Linked DNA regions of Homo sapiens: region 1 is linked to region 2. A link is a contact called in ENCODE POLR2A ChIA-PET data. All regions are on one chromosome and are shown on one strand. The core of a region is the stretch at or near the end of the contact, and the rest is flanking DNA. Distances in the headings are between cores, read along the strand shown.

Region 1 (6,557 bases), core at 1,190-3,689, 460 kb before region 2:
GATGGCTTTGCCTCTGGAAGGTTGTCCTAGAAAATCACTTCTGTCTCCTCTCCACTGGCCTGGCACCACCTGCCTTGTGCCCAAGCTGAGTCCACCAAACCCAAACTGTTCTTTTTTATTTTTTATTTTTAATGAAACAATAGATGATCTTTTGACATTTCCAGGGCTGTTTGGAAGAAGGAAAGATAATATGTAACAAATTCATATACTTGCGTGTGTTTCTTGGCTCTGGCAGCTAAAATTTCCATCTCTTTATGCAGGAGTCCTGGGGAGCTGAAATCCTTGATAATGCCAAACAATTCAACACTTTATTCTCTCTTTACTCTGTCTGCACCACGGAAAAATATCGATTTGATGCTGCCAGCTGTGGGAAGTGAAATCAGATACTACACTCTTTCTTGCAAGCAGAAGAAGTCTACCCTGCTTGGGAGGCCCTGTCTCTACCCAAGAGTCTTTGGGTAGAGTCCTATCCAAGGCAAAGGACAGCCTGGCTTTAGTTGCCCCCGGGGCATATGGGCTGGAGGATCTCGAACACCTGAGGTGTCCAGGGTGGGCCCAGATAGTTTCTGTCTGTCCTTCTGTCCCTACTGCCTGGAGTCCTTTCCTAGGCAGTCCCAGCAGTGGATTGGCAGCATCTGATCTGAGCTCCAAACAGCGCTCCCTGAACCAGAGCCAGCCCAGAGCCCTGGAAGTTAGCAGAGCCAGTGACACCTTCAAGCTCACATTCTCAACTTGTACAGCACATTTTGGCCTGGGGCTGAGATAAGCATCTATTATCAGCACTTTCATTTCCTGGAGGAGGGGACGAGGATAGAGCACAAGACTTGCCCAGGGCCACACACTGCAATCTCGCTAGAGCTTAAGACCTCCTCTCCTGACACCTAGGCCAGAAGTGTATTCATTTGTCCATCCATCCTCTGAGTCATCTAAAAAATATTAAATGCCTGCAACATGCCAAGTAGTGTGTTCTGGCTCCAAGTAGCTTTTCCTGAGTCTGGAAGCTTAGCTTTCAGGTTTCCCTATAGAGGAAAAAATGCAGGGCCCTGCCTGTTGGGATCTGGGGAGAGTTTATTGGGATAAACAGTACGTAGTTTCAGAAGCAGGTATTTTCAACTTTCCCTCCCTCCCCTCTCCTGCACCCGACTCTCTCTCTGTCTCTCTGTCTCTTTGTTTCTCTGTCTCTCTCTGTTTCTGTCTCTGTCTCTCTCTTTCTGTCTCTCTCTGTCTCTCTGTCTCTCTTTTTCTCTCTCTCTGTGCACGCACACACCTTTCCTCCTTTTCATGTAATGGTGATTAAGAGCCTGGGCTTGGGAACCAAAATGCCAGGGCTTAAATCTTGGTTCTGTTGCTTGCCAGCTGGAGAACTGTGGGAAGCTGCTTAACCTCTCTCTGCCTCAATGGCCTCATCTGTAAAATGGGGATACTAATATCCCTAGAGAGGATTAAATAGAGTAATACATGTAATGTGTTTAGCACAGTGCCAGGCACAGTATTCAAAAACTGCCAGCTGCTATTGCTATTATTAGTAGTAGTAGTGGTCATTGCCTGGTAGGGAGGGGTCAAAACAGAGATAAAGAGGGTAGAAAAAGAGAAGTCTGCAGCCTTAGGCTCGGCCACCTTTGCTCTTTCAAAAGCAGACTCTCCAAAGAAGCCACTCCAAAATCAGGATGGGAGCCCTCATTTCAGCTCCTTGGTCCCCTCTCCAACCGCTCACACGGCCCCGAAGGCCAGACAGGTGCAGGATGCTGGTTGACAGGCCGGTGACTCCACCCCTGGACAACCAACCAGGGCTAACCATGTGCCAACCATTTGTGGAGAAGGAGAGTCATCCTCCCACAGGCCTAAGGCTCACCTTCTATCAAGCACAGCCCTGTCGTGAGGGGCAGCAGACAGGGTGTCTCAGAAACAGACGGTGAGATGGGGAAGAGACCAGGCTGCTTTTGGTTTGTTCCACAGCTTTTGGGAAGCCCCACGGTCGCTTCTGGCTCAGAACCGAGGCTCAGGAAAGCAGAGCAGCCCGGTGGGGGGATGCGAGGGGATCCAGCCATATCCCCAACGCTCACCCTCTCCAAATCGGGTAAGAAGGAGGACCCCAGGAAAACGACTTCAGGCATCTACCAGCACAGTTTGTGAAACACTTCCACATCCTTTAATTTTTCCCAACAATCTTTGAGACCAACATGGCAGATATAATTAACCCCATTTAACCAACAAGTATGTTGAGGCTCAGAGATGCTAATGGATTGTCTAAGGTCAGGAGTAGTGGCACTGCCAGTGCCCAAACCCACCTCTCCTGATGCCCAGCAGAGCACAGCTTCCTCTGTCACCCCGCCCTTCCCTGGCCTCAGTCAGCTCTCCATTTCTCCACCGAGACAGCTGAGAGGCTCATGTAGCTGGCTCCTCGTCTTGTGCCCAGGGAGGGGAAGCAGGCAACCAGAGTTACGCACTCAGACTACAGCTGGGTTTAGAGTGTGACCTAGTTTGGATGTTTGTCCCCTCCAAATCTCATGCTGAAATGTGACCCCAGTGTCGGAGGTGGGGCTGGGCGGGAGGTGTTCAGATCGTGGAGGTGGGTTCCTCATGAACGGCTTGGTGCTCTCCCCATGGGAATGAGTGAGTTTCTTGCTCTGGTAGTTCACTCAAGAGCTGCTTGTGTAAAAGTGTGTGGCACCTCCCTGATCTCTCTTGCTCCTGCTCTTGCCAGGTGACATGCCTGCTCCCCCTTTGCCTTCCACCAAGAGTAAAAGCTCCCAGAGGCCTCCCCAAACCCGAGAAGATGCTGGCACCATGCTTGTACAGCCTGCAGAACTGTGAGCCAAATACACCTCTTTCTTTATAAATTACCCAGCCTTAGGTACTTCTCGATGGCAATGCAAGAATAGCCTAACACAGGGCTTGATCTGGAGAAAGGTGACAGGTGTCTCTTGGCCTCCTGACATGATAACCAATGGTCAGGTAAGAACAAGAAAGAGGCGAAGAAGGCCTGCCCTACAAGTGTGCCACAGGAGTTGCGGAGACCCCGGGAATACGTCAAGGTCACGAGCCAAAGTCTGAGGCCACTGTTTGGCTTCTTCTGACAGCCTTGCACTGTAGGCTTCATTCATTCATTCATCCATCCATCCATCAATTCATTCATTCATTCATCCCAAGTATTTGTCTGGTCCCTGGTACTGTGCTAAGGGCTGGCCTTTCAGCGGCTCAGAACTGGGGGCCTGGAGGCCTGTCTATGCACAGCTCAGGCTAAATAAATGCTCCTGGGGAGCTGAGGGAACACAGAGGGAGGCTGAGTTTCTACTTCACCCACCCCAGAGTCAGGGCTGTTGCTTTGGAGCTCAGTCCAGTTTTAGAAAGCCCTCCACTCTGGTGGCCAGGCCGAGGGGTGAGCCAGCCCAGGTGTTCAGGGAGGGAGCAGGTAAGCCTCCTGCAAACCTGTGACAAACGCGCCGCTTCCAGGGTATCCTGTGTGGGCCTCTATCCCTGGTGACGCATACACAAGGTGGTCCACAAAGTTGTCACTCAGTGGGATGCCTGAATTTTCCAGGTCTCCCAGTGCCCAGCTTTAAGAGCATCCTATGCAAGGCCCTTCATCTACCCCTGTCTGAACCTCCACAGCCCCAGGGGTAACCAACAGCCTCTGCCTGTTTCCTTAACGCCACCTTCTGAGGGACCCAGAGCTCTCACTCCAGCTTATTCAGCCTGGCCTACTCAACCGACTGCTTGCCCAGTGCCCTCACTGTGCCTGGGTCCTCCCAAGCTCTGAAAGTCCTCTTTTCCTCTCTGGCACAGGCTCAGTTTGGGCCATCAGTTGTATATTCATTGTTCATTATATGACAGGTCCCAGGATGTCACCCACCAGCAAGAACAAAGGTGATTAAGACTGTCCTCAGAAGGGTTATGGTTTGCAGGGAGTTATGGAAATGTGACAATGAGCTAATCTATGGGAAGGGTGATATGGGGCTCAAAGATGGGCACCAGGCTCATCCTGGCGAGGAGATGACGCTGAGCTGAGCCTCAAGGAATAAAAATAGTGTGCGGGGAGAGAGACTGTGTTCCAGACAGAGGAAACAGCATTTTCAAGGGCAGGAAATAGCATAATGCATGCAGGATGTAATGAGAAGTCTGTGTTTATGACGAAGGGCTGGCCATAGATGAGGCTGGTGAGGAAGGTGGAGGACCCATACACCAGGTACGAGAGCTTAGTCTTCATCCTTCCAGGAACAGCCAATTTCCTTAAGTGCACAACACTCATTTGCAAAGAGTCATCGCAAATGTCACCTCCTCCAGGAAGCCTTCTCTGACTTCTCCAGAATGAAGCACTTTCCTACTCATGCTGTCAGACTAATGAGTTCCTACTTCTAGTATACCGCACATGGCTCTAAGCTTTTGTTTAAACTGCTGTTGCCACCACTAGACTGGAGATCAAGAATTATTTTCTATTCAATTGTAGATCCCCAGAAATTAGCAGAAGGCCTGGCATACTCAGGTGGTGAATAAATATTTTATGGATCAGTGAATGAGAACAAATTGAGGTCAAATGATCTACTCACTCCCTGCTATCTGCCTCCATTCTGAACTCTCAGTTTAAATATGTAAATATTGATCTATGTCTCTATTTATTAGTTTTCTCATCTGTATAATGGGAAGAATAATACTCTATGGATCGTTGTGAAAAGTAAATGACATAAGTGCAGATGCTACGGCACAACTTAGCATGTAAGCGTCCTGTAAATGTTAGTTTCTTTTCTCTTTCAATTAACTCATATTTATTCATCACCTGCTATGTGCCAGGCATTGTTGTAGGTACTGGGTTTAAAGCAGTGAACAAAACAAATTCCCTGTCTTCATAGGACAACTTCTCGTTGGGTGAGATAGATAATAAACCGCTGAGCGCCATGGCTCGCCCCTGTAATTCCAGCACTTTGGGAGGCCGAGGTGGGTGGATCACATGATCAAGAGATCAAGACCATCCTGGCTAACATGGTGAAACCCCGTCTCTACTAAAAATACAAAAATTATCTGGGCTTGGTGGCGCACACCTGTAGTCCCAGCTACTTGGGAGGCTGAAGCAGGAGAATCGCTTGAACCCAGGAGACAGAGGTTGCAGTGAGGCAAGATTGCGCCATTGCACTCCAGCCTGGCAACAGAGCGAGACTCTGTCTCCAAAAATAAAAATAAATAAATAAATAAGTACCTGCATAGCATGCTGGATGGAGATGAGACGCATGGAGAAAAATAAGCCAGAATTAAAAGGATCAAGAGCACCAGGAGTCAGGGAGGGAGAGGGGCTCACTCTTTCATGTAAGGTAGTCGTCAGGTGACCTTGATGATGAGATGACAGTTGAATAGAGACCTGAGGCGACCAATGTGGGCACATGGAGGAAGAGTGTCCCAGGCGGGATCATGTGTTGAGTGCACAGCAAGGAGGCCAGTGCAGCTGGAACAGAGTGAGCAGGAGACGTGGCTGAACTGGCAGGGATCTGTATTGGGTAGAGCCGGCAGACTATGGAGTAGACTTTGAGTGTTCATTCTCAATGACAGGGAAAGACACTGGCGGCTTTTGAGCACAGAAGTGGCATGATCTGATTTTCATTTTAAATGGAAACTGGCTGCTGGGTTGAGCACAGACTGGAAAAAAAAAGGCTGAGAAGAAGGGAAGAAGTCGGGAGGCTCTTGCAATAATCCAGGCAGGAGACAGTGGGACTGGGGCCAGCGTGGAAACAGTGAAGAGGAAATAAGCTGAGTCTGGCGAGGTTTCTGAAGACACCAGGGGTGGAGAGTGTGAGAGAAAGAGAGGAGTCAGGGGGACCCCACCTTATTTAACTGGAACAACTGGAAGTATGGATTTGCCCTTTACTGAGATGGAAAGGCTGCCTTCCACGTGCTGTGGGGCAGAGAGAACAGAAGAACATTCTTGAAGAGCTTTTAACATATTGAACGGGGGCGAGCTACCGGCGGTACAGAAGGAGGGAAGGCAGAAGATAGCCGTCTATGAAGGAATAGACCAGCAGATGCCGAAACGATACAGACGAGAAAGGCTATGGGTGGTCAGGATGGGGGCAGTCCATGCGAGCCCCAGTTCTGAAACTGCCCTCTTCGAAGGCCACCTCCTTGCCAAATCCAGTGACCCTGTCTCAGGCCTCCTTGTCCTTTCACTGAAGAACACACCTGACACTAGGGTCTACCCTATTCTGGTGACACCCCCAAGCTTCCTTGCTGCTTCCCTCCTCTCCCACTGTGTCCTCCAGTTCACTGTGCCCTCATCCTTCAACCACAGGAATCCAGCAAAGGCCGCTCCTGAGCCCTCACTCTGCTCTCTGGCTCTGAGAGTGGTGCATACGCACAGGCACACACACACATGCACAGGCATACATGTGTATGGACACATGCACACACACACGTGTGTACATACATGGATTTGATCCACATGAATGTTTGATTCTCAAATCTATATATCCCTAGAGCTGACCACTCTCCCAAGGACTTTGATCTCATCTGGACATTTTCTTTGGACGTCCAGCTGTCATCTCATGTTCAAGCTGTGCCAATACCTTCCCCCT
Region 2 (6,843 bases), core at 2,370-4,869:
ACTATGGGGGTTTATTATAGCATTCTCACTAATTTATATATATTTATGATCCACAATATGCTATTATTCATGATGGAAAGTTTAAAAAACACTTTATGGACCAAAATGTGTTGGTGGCCTGGATTTGGTCCACAGGCTGCCAGACTGTGGCCTCTAAATCTGATGACACTTCAGCTTCCATCCAACTGTAAATTGCCCGTGAGTCCAAACCATCAGTGGTAGGACCCCTTACTACTAGACTTTGATTCCCCAAACCTTTTTCTGGTCCCTTGTCAGGTCCTTTCCCAGAGGTTCCCATCCCACAGGGAACGCGGTAGTGTGGCAGAGAGGAGCATTAAACAAAGCCATGACGACCAGCCAGAGTTCCCTGGGACGGAAGATACCAGAGGATTGGGGTGCTTAGGATTGGGGTGCTTGGAGCAGGGCGTCTGGAGCTGTCACAGACTAGCGCTGCTCCTCTATCCAATTCTCTAGCCTCCGTGTTGAAGATACACACTGCATCCGGCCAGACCCACTTTTTACCTGAGCATTCCAGAGCCCAGCCAAGGCAAAGACATCTACTACCCAGGAAAAAAATAATAATAAAAGGCTGAAGGCTCCCCTGCGGAGTTCGGGTTAGAGAAGAGGGTGGTCAGTCTCAGGGAGACAGAGCGATTGGGGCAGAGGAGGGGAGAGAGTGAAAGTCCCCTTGTCCGAAGGCACGTGAGAAGGACAGTGCAGCAGACGGGCACGGAGCTATTTCCGTGCGGTCTCTTGTCTTATTGCATGTCCCCCCGCCCCACGCAGTGAACTACCCTTCCCTTGGCACGTGTCTGCGGCGCTGGCTGCTCATTTAGAAACGAAGGGGCCAGCTCGCAGAGTGCATCGCGCGGGCGGCCGCAGAGGGGACGCACAATAGGCAATCAGCGGCCGCGGGGCGGGAGGGGAAGGCGCGGGGGCGCTGCCGGGGGCGCCCGTAGCCTGCGCGCTCCAAGGGCGCTTCCATCCCTCCCCAGCCCCGGGGCCTTTTATTGTTCGCTGGACCAGCTCCTGTTCGTCGGACTGGCGCTGGCGTGGGAGGTTTGGCGAGAGGCGGTCTAGGCCGTTGCCCAGCCCGGGATCCTGCGTGCAGGCGCGCCCTCCACTCGCCCGCGCTCCCACCCAGGTGTCCGCGTGCGGGGATTAGGCGGCCCGCCGGGCTCCCGCCTCCTCCATCAGCCGCTAATGGGCCGTCCTCGGCCTGGCCCCCGCGCCATTGTGTGCGCGTGGGGGTGACGCCGGGTCTCCGCGGCGCGGTGGAGGGTGACCGCGCGCCGCTGCCACCCCGCTTCACACCTGCTCCCCGCCCCCAGCCCCGGCCGCGCTTCGTGTTCCCTCCCTCCCCGCGGGAGGGGTCTCAGCTGGGGCTGCAGTTGGTAAAGAGGCCGTGGAGAGGCCGGCGGCGGCCCGAGGAGGAGCCATAAATTTGGAGCAGATGCGGCCTGACAGTCACCCAGCCCGGGGAGGTGGGGGAGGGCTCTACGCCCCTCCCAGGCCGCGTCTTCTGGTTTGCAGCTGAGTTAGATGGATTCCAGGCCGAGGTGACCCGGGACTTTGGACACACGGAGCCTGTGCTCCTCACTCCCCCACCTCTGCCGGCCGCCCATTGTGTGCCCACGTGCAGGGAGAAGGAATAGGGGGCAGGGACATGTCTGCATTGGCTTATGATTTTCCCCCTAAAAAATGTCGTTTTCCAGCAGAGACTGTGACAAAGTCGGCCACCCTGGCTCTGAGCTGGCGCTTTTTGACAGCAGCCAGAGAAAAATATGGAAGATAGTAGAAGCAAGCTTCAGCTGTTCATTCTGCACTATTTTTTAAGTGCCTGTTTTGTGCTAGAAAGGTAAGGAGGCACAGGCATACAGGATGGGGAGATGGGAAAAGGTGGCGGAAAAAATACCAAGGACTAATACTTGCCATACTATAAGTATTGTGTGTACTGTAATTCTGCACATTAAATAGTATTTTCCTTTAGAAAGTGGCAGTTCCTCCAGCAGAGGAGGGAGCAGGGTGCAGTGTCTCGGGGGGTTGATGGAGTTCGCTCTCAATCCAGGTATCCCATCCACAAATATATGCGTGTCAGGGGTGCTTTCCGCGGATCTGGAAGGGAGTGAAAAGAGCTGGAGCTGCACCCAGGTGGGGTGGACACAGCCCTATTTATCTTATTTGCTCTGGGTACTGTAGGGATTCTTCTCTAGTGTCGCTTTAATTGAAGACTGAGTCTCCCATCTGAAGATCTTGTGACCAAGGGTGATTGGAGGGTCAGTGTCCACAAAGCTGGTGCTCAGTTGGCAAAAACCTCTGCCACCTCCCTTTGTGGCTGTTCTCTGCTCCCTCTAACACTCTGGGCTGGACTGGGTAACTAGATTGGCTTCTAGGACCCATTGCTTCTCCCCTTAGCTCCCACTCCGACAAGTCTCCCTGGTCTGTGCCCAGAGGATCACCCTAAGACTAGAGCAAGCTTGTGCAACCCACGGCCCATGGGCCGCATGCAGACCAGAACACCTTTGAATGCGGCCCAACACAAATTCATATATGTTCTTAAAACATGATGAGGTTTTTTGCAAAAAAAAAAATTTTTTAGCTAGTGTATTTTATGTGTGGCCCAAGACAATTCTTCTTCCAATGTGGCAGGGAAGCCGAAAGATTGGACACCCCTGGACTAGAGATTCACAGCTTGCATGAAAATCACCTGGAGGCCTTATTAACCCTGCCCTACAGTTTCTGATTCCTTTGATCTGGGGTACGGGCAGAGATATTGCATTTCTGAAAGTTTCCCAGGTGGTGACAGTGGTGATACTGGGGGCCACACTTTGAGAGTACTGGCCTACAAGGAAAGGAAAATAGGGGCAGGTGAAAAAAGGAAGGAGCTGAAGTCTTCAGTGCTGGAGGAGGTTACTGGAAGCTGAAGCTCTCCAGGGTACTTGGGTATCTTCACCCTCTGTGAGGGATCCATAGGCCAAATCCCCAAATAATTGTGGACATATTCCAGAATTCATATTCTAGTATTCGAGTGTGTGTGTGTGTGTGTGTGTGTGTGTGTGTTTCTGAAGACTTAGCACTCCCCCTAATGGCTTCAGATGATTCTGCACTCTCCTCAGCCTTTCAACGGGAAGCAAGAATTACTCTTATTTTCCCAGCCTAACTTGGTTATCCACTCCCATCTCTTTGTCACTGATGGAGCGGGGCATTGTCTTACACATTTGTTTACAAATTGAAGAGCATAGTTTTTTTTTACACAATAGTTTGTGTACTAATGAATGAATTAGTGCTATCTTTCCTCTTTAGGAGAACCTTGTTCTCCTAAAATCTACCTTAAGTCACATTTGAAGTGTTGTAGAACCACCTACCAGTGTTCTAAAACACTTCAAATGTGTTCATAGGGAATGAGTTCCAGATGGTTGCCTAAAAATTCTCCCCAAGGTGTCGGTGCCGTTGTCATCAGTTGGGAACTTTTGGCTGGCGGCAAGCACAACCCGAGTCAGAGGTTAAGGATGGATTTGCAAAGTGGAATTTTTAAGTGTGGTATATGGACAGATCAGATGAGAAAATCAAGTGGCATTTTATTTCTCACCACCAGGTGGCAGACCTAACCTCATTAATGAGAATCATCCCTAGACTTGAAGCCTGGCCTGAATTCTACTTTTTTCATATATGAGCCAGGGCAAAAGAGCTGTTTCTCTACTTAAATGACTCAGAAATTTGGGGTAGGGAGAACAATGCTTGAAAATATCTTTGTAGGCCGCGGTGGCTCACGCCTGTAATCCCAGCACTTTGGGAGGCCGAGGCGGGTGGATCACGAGGTCAGGAAATCGAGACCATCCTGGCTAACACGGTGAAACCCCGTCTCTACTAAAAATACAAAAAATTAGCCGGGTGTCGTGGCGGGCGCCTGTAGTCCCAGCTACTTGGCAGGCTGAGGCAGGAGAATGGCGTGAACCCGGGAGGCGGAGCTTTGCAGTGAGCCGAGATCGCGCCACTGCACTCCAGTCCGGGCAACAGAGCGAGACCCCGTCTCAAAAAAAAAAAAAAAAAAAAAGAAAATATCTTTGTAACTGCCGCCAATGTACTTGAGTAATCCCTTGAGCTTCCTGATCCGTGAGGAAGGGCTCGCTGATACTTTTTTTTCCTTCTGGAAAGAGGGAAAACATATGGATGTAACAAAATGGGTTACTTAAGAAAAATGTAAGCGATCTAACTTCTAACCAGAGGTTTCTGCCAGGGCATAAACACATGGCAGCCCTAAACAGCTTTGCAGGCACATGGCTTCCTTCACTTCCAGCCCGTCTGGCAGGCACCCTCTTAATTCCTACCAACTTAATTCCTACCACCCGAGTTCTTTGTTCTGTCGCCCATATTGAAGTTTCCTCAAACTAAAAATGAAAGCTTTATTATAATTCTGGAATCTACTCAGGGCCTTCTTAACTAAATTCTAACTTGCAGTATACGGACATGTAGTTGATCTCTCCTTTATCCCAAATGATCTTGACCCTCAGATCATAGTCAACGTATAAATTAAATTCAACCTAAATTATATAACTATAGCAAGGGTTACACACACACAGCAAGAATGCAGGACGGGCGCGGTGGCTCATGACTGTAATCTCAGCACTTTGGGAGGTCAAGGTTGGCGGATCACCTTAGATCAAGAGTTCAAGACCAGCCTGGCCAACATGGCAAAACTCCATCACTACTAAAAATATAAAACTTAGCCAGGTGTGGTGGCGTGTGCCTGTAGCCCCAGTTCTCAAGAGGCTGAGACACGAGAATCTGCTTGGGAACCTGGGAACCTTGAACCTGGAAGGCTGAGATTGTAGTGAGCCAAGACTGCACCACTGCACTCCAGCCTGGGCAACAGAGCGAGACTCTGTCTAGAAAAAATAATAATTATATATATATATATATCTTACAGGAGGGGTCAATGAATGTTTTGGGAGAAGGGCAGTGAAGATTTCTGTTCTACACACCTTTCTCATCTCAGGGCTATATTACAGCAGATTCTGACAGTATAGTAGCTTTCTTCACAATGTCAAGATCAGAGCAGATCTATACCTTACATAGAAGACAGAAAATTGACTATACCAACATCAGGTCCTCCAGCATAGGTGGGACATTACCTTTTCAGCCTGCAGGGCTTAGTACTTCTTTCAGCTGATCGGCTTCAGGCCTCTTCCTCATTTTGGAAAGGGCAAATCTCAGGTGCACACTGAAAATCTTAGACTAAGTAGCCTGGTACAGTGGCTCACGCCTGTAATCCCAGCACTTTGGGAGGCCGAGGAGGGTGGATCACGAGGTCAAGAGATCGAGAACATCCTGGCCAACATGGTGAAACCCTGTCTCTACTAAAAATACAAAAATTAGCCAGGCGTGGTGACATGCACCTGTACTCCCAGCTATTCGGGAGGCTGAGGCAGGAGAATCGCTTGAACCCAGGAGGCGGAAGCTGCAGTGAGCCAAGATCATGCCACTGCACTCCAGCCTGACGGCAGAGCCAGACTCCGTCTCACAAAAAAAAAAAAAGAAAATCTTAGACTAAGTAAAACCCTCCAGCCCAGAGTGCTTCTCTGCATTGGGCAATTCACTCTCACTGCCAGAGCTCCCTTATACACTTTAAATGCTTATAAATACACTAACAGACAGAGCCTATGGGAAACAATATAAGAGGATTGGATAGTAAGTATTTGGTTTTTTCTATGTAGTTTGTTAACAGAATCAGTCAAAATATATTTATGGAATGCCCACAGGCTACATAGCATGGTACTTCACCCTTCATTGAAAATCCATTAAAACAATTACTGGGTCATGCCTGGAAACTTTTTTCACAAAGGAATTTTCTTTAGTTGCTGGGTTGACAGGAACTAATTTGAGATGCAAAACTAACAACCCCATTTGAACTAGCAAGCCCTTATGTAAACCACTACAAGTGATATGTTTGAATTTATTCGCACCTGTGCCTGTATATATGGACTTAAAAGCTAAAGATATCGTGGTATTAATATGCATATAAGGGAAGGAGAGTTTTAAAAGTTAGTGAATCATCTTCCACTAATGCTTGGTAAATGTTTACCAAGAAGGTTGTGCCCTGGTTATAGGCCGGTAATGACCACCAATAAATAAAACTGTTTTCACCTCTATAACAGTTATGGAATGTCATTCCTTCTTGCCTTTCATACCAGGAAAACTAGGCTGAAGAAAAAAATCACTTCTTTTTAATCAAGGCAAAAACAGACTCACCCAACCAAAAACCAACCCTTGGTATTTGAAATTAGTTTATTAACATAGGGAGATTTCATATTTTTTTATTGTTTTCTCCCACCACTAACTTTAAGACTTTAACAACCTTTATTAGAATACACACACAGCTATATATATATATTTGGTTCTGTCTTCTCTAAATCATTTGTTTAACAAGGAATTTTTTTACTTAAGGCACTGGTATAGAAAATGTACCCCATTTCTTGCATATCTTGCATGTTATGGGGTCTTGTTAAGTGTTTCCAAGTTTGGTGGAATCACCACCATTTCTACCCCTGGTCCATATTTTTAGTTCCAGATCTTCTCTGCAACCACTATCCCAGTCCAAAACCCTCTACTGTATTCGCTGTCTTCTTAGTGCGGAGGAGAAAGAAAGAGCAGGGTTGGGCAGAGGGTCTTATTCTGCCTTAAAAGAAGGTTATACTTTCTGTCAAAGGATAGAACTCTGACTGACTTAACGAAAAATACAGTAGTATAAGTTTAGACCCAAGGTCAGATAGTCCTGGGGCTAAAGCTCAGATCCATCACTTAGCAATTATGTGATTTGCTGCAAGTCACCTAACTTCTCTGAGC

What was found. ChIA-PET counts read pairs that join two places held with the same protein, here RNA polymerase II (POLR2A).
Region 1: POLR2A ChIA-PET joins it to region 2 with 13 read pairs in A673. The contact joins two enhancer-like sites. POLR2A ChIA-PET finds 5 or more read pairs at or near these places in 2 of 52 experiments (A673 and MCF 10A).

What each region holds. Positions count from the first base shown.
Region 1 is chr11:125,295,258-125,301,814 of GRCh38, reverse strand. The region is part of intron 2 of PKNOX2 (PBX/knotted 1 homeobox 2); the gene reads right to left. Among named protein-coding and RNA genes, the nearest start is that of PKNOX2-AS1, 32 kb to the right of the region's middle. Within about 2 kb of position 2,439, at least 3 of the 41 ENCODE cell types and tissues checked have a DNase peak (open chromatin) inside an H3K27ac peak, as active enhancers do.
Region 2 is chr11:124,833,912-124,840,754 of GRCh38, reverse strand. It overlaps MSANTD2-AS1 (MSANTD2 antisense RNA 1), which reads right to left. Exons shown (of 5, transcript NR_103862.1): 5 at 6,268-6,843. Among named protein-coding and RNA genes, the nearest start is that of ROBO3, 28 kb to the left of the region's middle. Within about 2 kb of position 3,619, at least 16 of the 41 ENCODE cell types and tissues checked have a DNase peak (open chromatin) inside an H3K27ac peak, as active enhancers do.